Regions from separate parts of the Mus musculus genome. Here regions 2 and 3 are each linked to region 1. A link is a contact called in ENCODE Hi-C or POLR2A ChIA-PET data. All regions are on one chromosome and are shown on one strand. The core of a region is the stretch at or near the end of the contact, and the rest is flanking DNA. Distances in the headings are between cores, read along the strand shown.

Region 1 (2,700 bases), core at 200-2,699:
GCCTGCCCTCTGCACCGCGCCCTCTCCCCGCCTGGCCAGCTTCCTGGACAGATGTCTCCGGCCAGGGGGCGACGCGCTCCCGCAGCCTGCACCGCGACACCGAGGCCGTGCTCCCCACTGTTTTCTCCCTGGCCCTGACGCCAGGAATGTGAAACAAGCTTTCTGAGCTTCCCTCCCACAATCCGGACCGAGCTTCAGCTCCGGCCCGGCCCCTCAATCTCCTCCCGGGTCGGCCTCCCACTCCCCCGGGGCCACCGCCGCCGGAGACAGAGAGGAAGAAAGAACACGGGGAAATTACTTTCGTATTTGCAACGCGCGCGCACACACACACAGACACATCTTCCCCTTGGGCTCGCCTCCCGACTGGGGCAGCCCCGGCCAGGCGTTGGCCTGAAAGCCCCTTCGGCTTCCGAAGCCCGAACGAGAAGCCTCGACACATCTCTTCAACGTGTCCTGCTTCAGCCACGCGCCGCGTTTCCCTGGGCTATTCTCCCCCCAAAACAACTTAACCGCGCCCCCATCTCCCATGTACAAAAGTGTGTTCTCCATAGAAATTCGGAGGCACAACTTAACACCACCAACCCTTGCCACCCTAGAATCCAGCGCCTTCCCGGAGGTTCTCCTACGCACACAGGAGCACAACTTCACATCTTTCCAAAAGAGGCAAGGGAGAAGCAGCCAGTCCTTCCCGGGTCCTCTCCTCCCTCCTCCGAATCCGTATCCCGGCTGGCTCCCGACTGATCGGAGCGACGGCTGGGAGGCGCGCCGGCAGGAGGCGGGCACCGAGTCCGAGCGCACAACCGCACCGGCGCCCCGTACACCCGAAGAACCCCGGGTCCCCGCGCTCATCCGGAGCCGCTCTACACAAGCTGGGCGCTCGCTGGTGGCCAGAGCCTCCGCCCCCGGCGGCCAGAGCAGCGGGCCGAGCCTGCACGGCTGGCTTCTTTCGCCCGGCCAGAGCTAAACCTTTAAGAGGAAAGCCCTAGTATAGTACACGGCGCTCGCACCCCGATGATCCGCCGGGAGCGGGTGGAAGCCTCGGTGTTAACGGGCGCTTGGCTCTGTCCCCAAACTTACCGGGCGCTGCGAGCACCACTGCCACCGCTGGAGGACGCGCCGCCGCCACCGCCGTGTAGGGCAGGCTGGAGCCGGGAGGAGCGCAGCGAGAGCGCGGAAATCCACTCGGCTCCGACTCCGGCTCCGGCTCCTCACCGGCCGGGGCTAGGGTCAGCGCGCTGCGCGGGCGCTGCTCGCTTGCTCTGCAGCCGGATCGCTGCTCGCCCGGCCGGCAGCTTGCTCTCCCGGGCGCCCGCCGCCGCCGCCGCTCGCTTTTTTAATGTCCACAGACAGTGAAAAGGAACTCGGCGTTAGGGGGTGAGTAAGTGAATCAACTCGCCCGGAGCCGAGCAAGTTGAAGTGTCAGATTACATTGGCTATTCTATTTCCAAAGGGCCCCGCGCCGCCGGCCTCCCGCAAAAGCCGGCACGGAGTCACGGCGGGAGCGGAGTGCCGCGCCTCCGGCGCGCAGCTCTGCTTGCCTTGGTTCGCTCTCCATCTGCGCGCTCGCTGCGCTCTCCTTTTCTCTTTTCCTTTCCTTTCCGCCTCTCTCCTTTCCCTTCTTTTCCTCCCTTTCTTCTCCGTTCCCAGGTCTCAGCTCTTTTCCGAACCCTGTTAGGCACCGCGCCACCCTCACCCTCCTCTGCTGCTCGTTCACTCTCGTCCCTCTTCTCGCCTCCCTTCGCTGCTCTTTAACGCCCCCCTCTCCGCATCCCATAAGTTTGGAGCGGAGAGACTGATGTGCCTAGGAAGGGATCACATTGGTAGGAGCAAAATTACTTCCAGAAGGCGTACCCCGCTTCCTACTGGTCCCCTGCAGGAGTGCACTGAGACCTCAGGTGCTGTCAGCTATCTGAATTGGGGTGACTGGATTGCTAATGAGACACTGTGTGCGAAACTTCCATGTAGATTTTGGGATTATTCCTAAAACAGGGTGAGAGAGGGTGAGAGGACCCTAACCTTCACTACCACCGGTGACGCAGGGGAGACTAAAGTGCGCCTCCATTGACATCTTGAGAAAGAGCGAGAGGTGCAGCGAGAACCATAAATACCCACTACTACTTGAAGTTAAGAGCAAGGACGCCTTAGTGCCTGGTAGGGAGCGCCTGGGGCGCTGAGAGCCGAGCGCTCCCGCTTTGCAGAGGTGGAAATAACCCAACCAAGCCCACAGCCCAGGGCTGGGCTCCACTCCTACAGTGGCGAAGAGCACTCACGAAGCAGTTAGGTGCGCTCACTTGCGGAGGTTCCCCTCACAGACCGGCCCCCAAGTGTATCCAAGTGCGCACTCCCTTTGGCTCTTGTCCATTACCACTCACACAGAAACTCCTACACAAACGGCAAACGGGTTTGCGCCTACCTTACAGCATGGCACGCATACTTCTCATAGCACGCATGACCCCCTCCACACACTTGTACACACACTTTCCATCCCAGTTATGCCCGTGCACCTGGAGTCATACAATTGAACACACAAATATAGTGTACACCACCCCCGGTACGTTTAAAAACAAAACAAAACACGAGGCATTCCCCCGTGCACTACCTCTCACATTCGCGTACACATACCACACATGTTCCCCTTACTCTTCCACATCCCTTCCTCAACCCCACCCGCCTCTCGATTAGAGGTAATGTAGTCCTAAA
Region 2 (2,700 bases), core at 187-2,686, 37 kb before region 1:
CGAATGTTTTTCAGGGCTGTCACTTGCGGCAGCAGAGGCCCTGCCAAGCGTGGATCACACCCTCGGTGGAGCAAGCTGCTGTCTCAGGGAGATGTTTTATGGAGAGGAGAAGTTTACCATCACACCAGGGACTGGAAAGGTTTCACTGGGAGAAAAGTGGGGAGCGTGACTGTGCTATACAATGATGTCTGCAAAGTGGGGAGCGACAAAAGGTCCCTTTCTCAGATACTTGGACCATCATTCAGAAAGGGTGGCCTGGGATTCAGGGAATGTCCCTCAGGTTTCAGGAACCTATGGGGTAGGGGAATGAGTACATCGAGCCGATACAGAGGTGAGACTCTGAAATTAGACCCTGTTCTGCCATCAACTGTCCCCTCCTGGGCTCTGCCTGAACACACAGTGACAGATACTGGGGAAAGCCACATGGCTCCCATGGGACAGGGATGACCTCCAGAGTAGCTGGATACAGCTTGCAGGGAGCATGGAATTCCTGAGGTTGACCCCAATCAACACTGCTCTGTTCACCTCAAGACCCAGAATGACGTCATGCTCCAGCCTCCCTTGTGCGCTTGCCAAAGGTTCAGGGCTCCTGTGTATCCCTGTCATCACCCCCTTCGGGTTGTCACATATGATCTCTTCTCTCTAATTCAGGTTTCACACAGGTGCCTGGCCCTGGGCAGAACTTGCCAGCAGGCTATCTAGAAAGTCTTGCTGACCAGCAAAATCAAGACCCAAATGGGCATAATACCAAACAACTGCTCCTGGCTTTACCTCTGACTTCCTATTGTGAGTTCTTGTCATGGTCAAACTCCCAGTCTCCCAGCTCTTCACTTATTGCTGTATTCACAGAAGTCTCTGTACCCCAGTCATACGACAATTACTCAACCCTTCTGGACTGTCTTGACCCAGGGCCTTTGCATATGACAGTGCATTCTCTACCCAGCCCAATCCTGCTCTCTCTGGTTGTAACTGATGCACACTTTCCACATTACTTTAGACTGAATTCTGGTCACATCTGTTCTGATCTAACTGGGGGACATCATGAATATCAACAGGGCTCCTTTCATCCACACTTGGCACACAGGGTCAGGGTGAGCCTCTAACTTTATTAGACCCCAAACCACCCACCCTCACCCACCAACCAGAACCAGTTCTCCCTCATGGATAACCTGCAGAGGTCTCACAGCAGTTTTAAAAGCTGTTCCCCAGAGAGAGGGTGAGATGCTCTTAGCCAAAAGTAATGAGACTGTATTCTTGGAGTTCCCAAGCCAAAGGAAGGGGCAGGCTTGGGAATTTCCAGGCAAATGCCAACAGAAATTGGCCACAAATGAATCATTAACTTTCAAGTTGAGAGCTCAAGTGCTTGTGCCAAGGTCTTCAACTCTGGACTATGTGGGCCACTTGGCTTCGCTTGGCTCATGACTGAGGCCACCCCTGCCCCTCCTCCACTGGCCATCTGCTTTACCCTGGGGCCTCTGTTCACCAAGAGGCAAGGCCATCTGAGCCAGAGCAGCCCTGGTGGCTAATGGGAGAGGGTTTGCTTTTCCCCGAGACCCATTCCAAACCTCTGTCCTCTCACCCACACCCTTCAATCAGAGTGACCTCTCCAGCTAGCCAAACCCTTTCTGTCCTCTGAAGTCTGTATGCATTCTAGCCTGCCTTCTATCTAAGCCTCGTGACCCCCCAAGCCCCTGCAGCCCTGCTTGTGTCTCTGTGAGGTCTACCTGAATTGCCCTGAGTGCCTGGGACTCATTTCTGCTAGGACCTTTCTCTACTCCTCTGTACCCTTGCAACGGCCAGGAAGCTGGCACCACCAGGGACCCACTGGACACAGGGCTCAGTTGGAATCCCACAGCTCTAAGCCCAGGGACAGCAGTTTGCTGAGTTAATATAAGGCCTGCAGCTCTCATAGGGTTAAGATGGGTGGTGATTTGTTCCCCATCTTCTCAGGCTCCTTTTCGGGGCCTGTGCCCAATTGCCCTGTGGACCAAAGGTAGCAGATAAAGGTGACCTCAGGCTTCAAGTTAGGGGAGCTGGGTGGTACCGAATGCCAGTTCCCTTGTAGCCAGCAAAGACCCAGAAACAACAGCCTCATTCCACAGGATACCACCCTACAAAGGCCTGGACGCCACATAGCTGGTCTAGAGCACAGGCAGAACCTCACAAATAGACATCCTATCCTTGTGCAATGCCATACAGCATGCACTCATCTAGCCACCTGTACAGGGCCACTGAACAGAGTGATGGGTGTCACTGCCTTTTGCGTTCACTATACGTGACCCTTATCCTTCCTCCACTGCATGGAGAAAGACTGCCACAGTAGTGTGAAAGGTGGACTCCAAGTTCCACAAACATTTGGATGGAGCTAAAAAGGAAGTGATTGTCTGATGTCCAGTCAAAGTAGTTGTTTGGGAAGGTGGGCCCAGGCCTCCATCAGTCTCTAATGCCCCCACACTCCTGGGCGCCCAAGCTTAGAGCTTTGACAAGTGCTGTGAGTACCATCTCGTCCATCACCCCACCTTCTTCACAGAGTCCTTTGTCCATCTGGTTTGTTCATCAAAGTGGCCCTGTGAAGTTGGGCATGCTGGTTCAGGACTGTAACTCTGACACCCAGGAGACTGTGGTGGGAGGATTTCAAGTCCGAGATCAGTCTGAGCAAATTATCAATATTCGAGAAAGAGAACACAGTGAAGAGCTCTC
Region 3 (2,700 bases), core at 55-2,554, 39 kb after region 1:
CACAACAAGGCTGGACCTTAGAGATGTGTCCCATGGGCAGTACAGCCAAGATGACTCCCACATGCATGCAGGTCTCAGCAGTAGGAATCCAACCTGAGACCAGGGAAGAGCATCAGGCTCCGAACCCTGCTGCCTGCCAAGTGGCCCTGAGTGTCCAGACTCACATGGGAGCCCAGGCTTTACTTGGTCCTTGGAGTGTCATGTGCCCCTGGACTGCAAGCTAGGCTCAGCTGTCTGGATAGTGGCCAGCACAGTCAGGCCTGACTCCTGGGCTGGGTCTTGCTGATTCTTCAGCTGTCAGTTTGCCTAGATCCCAGGCCTCCTCTGCACCCCCTTTCCCATTAGATTTCAATAGCCAAGACAGATCAGGAAACCAGGGCCAGGCCTGTGCCTGCCTAGGGACAGGGACTCACTTACATGTGGAGCTGAGTTCTTCTGTCTAGTCTCTGGATTGACAACTCGGGCCTGCCTTCAGAAAATGTGGATACTGGTTGGGCACTGGTACACAGTGCCTCCTCTGTGACTGAGGAGCAGAGAAACATGTTGGAAGGCCTCTACAACCCTAGACCTTCCTCCTCCCCTCCTCCCCTCCTCCCCTCTCTCTCCTCCCCTCCTTCCCTCCTCTCCTCCTCCTCCTCCTCCTCCTCCTCCTTGAGGCTGGATGTTTTAATTGAAGCTGACCTCCGCAGGAGGATTCTGCTTCTACTTACTCTTCCGGCTTCCCTAAGAACTGTCCCTGAACTCTGAGACTTCATGTTCTTGCCCAGGGACCAATGGCTCTACAAGCACTGTGGTTCTCCCTTTCTTCTCTTAGACAGACAGCAGGCTTTGTCTGGTACAGATGTCCTATAGTTTACCACGAGACATCTGAGGGCACGTTACCCAGCTGAGCAGCTGGTAGAGGCAGCCATTGCTGGGGTTTGGTTTCAGCAGTGCCTGATGCTGGCCTTCGAGATTAATCTCAACTCCAGACTCCCAGGCACATTCCGACACATCTCTACTTGCCCGAGCTGGTCGCATTCTAAAATTTGGAATTTGCACCCATCAGACCTGAGCTCCTAGCTCTGGCTGTGTGTCTGCAGACAGACACTACACCTCTCTATGCCTTGTGTTCTCTTATGTTGGGGGAAAAAGAGCCTTGCTCACCCCAGAGGAAGTCAGAGAAAGTCACAGGCACAAGAGCTGCTGGGAGAAACAGCTGTGTTTCGGCTACTGGTAGTCAGGGACTTGCTCATGGGAGTCTTTCCAGGGCCCACCCATGGTCATGATCTTCATTGTCCAGACAGATGGGAGAGGCCAAGAATCAGTCTACAAACACTGATTGAACCAGTTTGGGGCCAAGCCTTGCTATGGGCAGATAGCACTTGGCATAGTGCCTAGCCTATGGGATGTATTCAAAGATATGGCTGCTGAAAGAATAGGTGGATGTGGGCATGGATGTTGTTAGATGTCCCTTGCTCCCAGAGAGGTTACAGTCTCACTGGGTCCTGCTGGGGTATCAGACACAGGGTGGGGATAGAAGAGTAGACTCTGACTCCTTTACTGTTTCTGTATAAGAAAACTGAGCTTGGGAGTGTGACCTTGAAAGACCATGTTCTGCTGTTATATACTATACATATAGTAAGAGGGACAGGTACAAATACCCTTAGACTAGCTACATATGTCCAGGGCCAAGCCCTTCTGTAGGGTACAACACTAGGCCTTGCAAGTGTCCACTGTCTGAGCTGTGCTAACCAGCTTTATGGTGATGATGAGGGACCCAATGTGTCGTTGCTTGTCCTGAGTCTCAGAGGCAGGACAGAACTGGAAGCTGTTTGTGTTGTGCAACAAAGATGGCAAGGAACAGAGGGGCGCAGATGAGCTCAGGGCCCAAAGAGCCCAATGAAGAATCCACTGTGAGAACTGGATTGGATGAAACCAATGGATTGGAGGAAGAGCTGGAGTATATGGTGAAGCTACCTAGAGCCAGAATGTGCTCCATTCATAGCAAGTCCTGTAGCTGTAGCCATGTGCTGTCCTGCACACATTCCCCCACCTCACTGCATCTGCCTGTTGCACTGAGTCCTGCATTCCCTCTTCTTGACTGTGGCTGAGGTCCTGATTCTCGGGATTAGCTGCCTGTTAGCCAGGCTTCAATCAGCACTGGAGGCTGGGCCACTTCCTCCACACAGCTCTGCAGTTGCCCTTGTCTTTTGTCATTCCCGGTAGCTGAGACTGAGACAGCTGACTTCTCGCCCTGCCTATGTGTTCTAGCTTCTGATATCAATTGTCATCAAAGCTCTAAAGGTCCCTTCATAGGCTGCAAAGGAAAAGGTGAAAGAGAAAAATTAGCCTTCCATCTTTACAGGCCCGGAGAGAACCAATGTCTTAGTAGTGCCCAAGGCACTCGAAGGATCTCTTAGGTGTCCCACAGTCCTCTGCCCATGCCTCAATCTGACAAATGCCCCAGGAAGCTCAAAAAAGCCCCAGGCAAGACTTGGGTTCTTTACATTGGCAATCTGTGCTTGCAGATGTGAGGAGAACACACAGCTATTGGTGCTGAGACAGTTAGGGTGAGGGCAGGGAGAGCGTGACTGGGTGGGCAGAAAGGACAGGGGTGTTTTCTCAACACTTCTTCAGAGGGGGAGGGGCAGATTCCCACTAAAGCTGAGTGAGATCTTTGGGGTTCTGAGTCCTTACAAGCTCACAGTCTTACCTCAC

What was found. A loop is a pair of places that touch in the nucleus more often than their neighbours do. ChIA-PET counts read pairs that join two places held with the same protein, here RNA polymerase II (POLR2A).
Region 2: a map of gastrocnemius shows a loop between it and region 1 (4-fold over the local background). The contact joins the enhancer-like site here to the promoter of Zmiz1 in region 1. A Hi-C loop is called at or near these places in 10 of 37 maps with a recorded cell type or tissue (adrenal gland, gastrocnemius, heart and 2 more). POLR2A ChIA-PET finds 5 or more read pairs at or near these places in 2 of 5 experiments (Patski and embryonic stem cell).
Region 3: a loop to region 1 is called in a map of left cerebral cortex, with 5 times the contacts of the local background. The contact joins the enhancer-like site here to the promoter of Zmiz1 in region 1. A Hi-C loop is called at or near these places in 5 of 37 maps with a recorded cell type or tissue (CH12.LX, Patski, heart and 2 more). POLR2A ChIA-PET finds 5 or more read pairs at or near these places in 2 of 5 experiments (Patski and embryonic stem cell).

The regions. Positions count from the first base shown.
Region 1 is chr14:25,457,934-25,460,633 of GRCm38, reverse strand. It overlaps Zmiz1 (zinc finger, MIZ-type containing 1), which reads right to left and starts at 1,449. Exons shown (of 24, transcript NM_001310666.1): 1 at 1,078-1,449.
Region 2 is chr14:25,495,016-25,497,715 of GRCm38, reverse strand. All of the region lies in intron 1 of Zmiz1 (zinc finger, MIZ-type containing 1), which reads right to left. Among named protein-coding and RNA genes, the nearest start is that of Zmiz1, 37 kb to the right of the region's middle. Within about 2 kb of position 1,436, at least 2 of the 3 ENCODE cell types and tissues checked have a DNase peak (open chromatin) inside an H3K27ac peak, as active enhancers do; they include gastrocnemius and heart, where a contact is called at or near this core.
Region 3 is chr14:25,418,740-25,421,439 of GRCm38, reverse strand. Gm32645 (a long non-coding RNA gene) reads right to left here. Exons shown (of 7, transcript XR_003951092.1): 6 at 418-523. Among named protein-coding and RNA genes, the nearest start is that of Zmiz1os1, 13 kb to the right of the region's middle. Within about 2 kb of position 1,304, at least 1 of the 3 ENCODE cell types and tissues checked has a DNase peak (open chromatin) inside an H3K27ac peak, as active enhancers do; it is heart, where a contact is called at or near this core.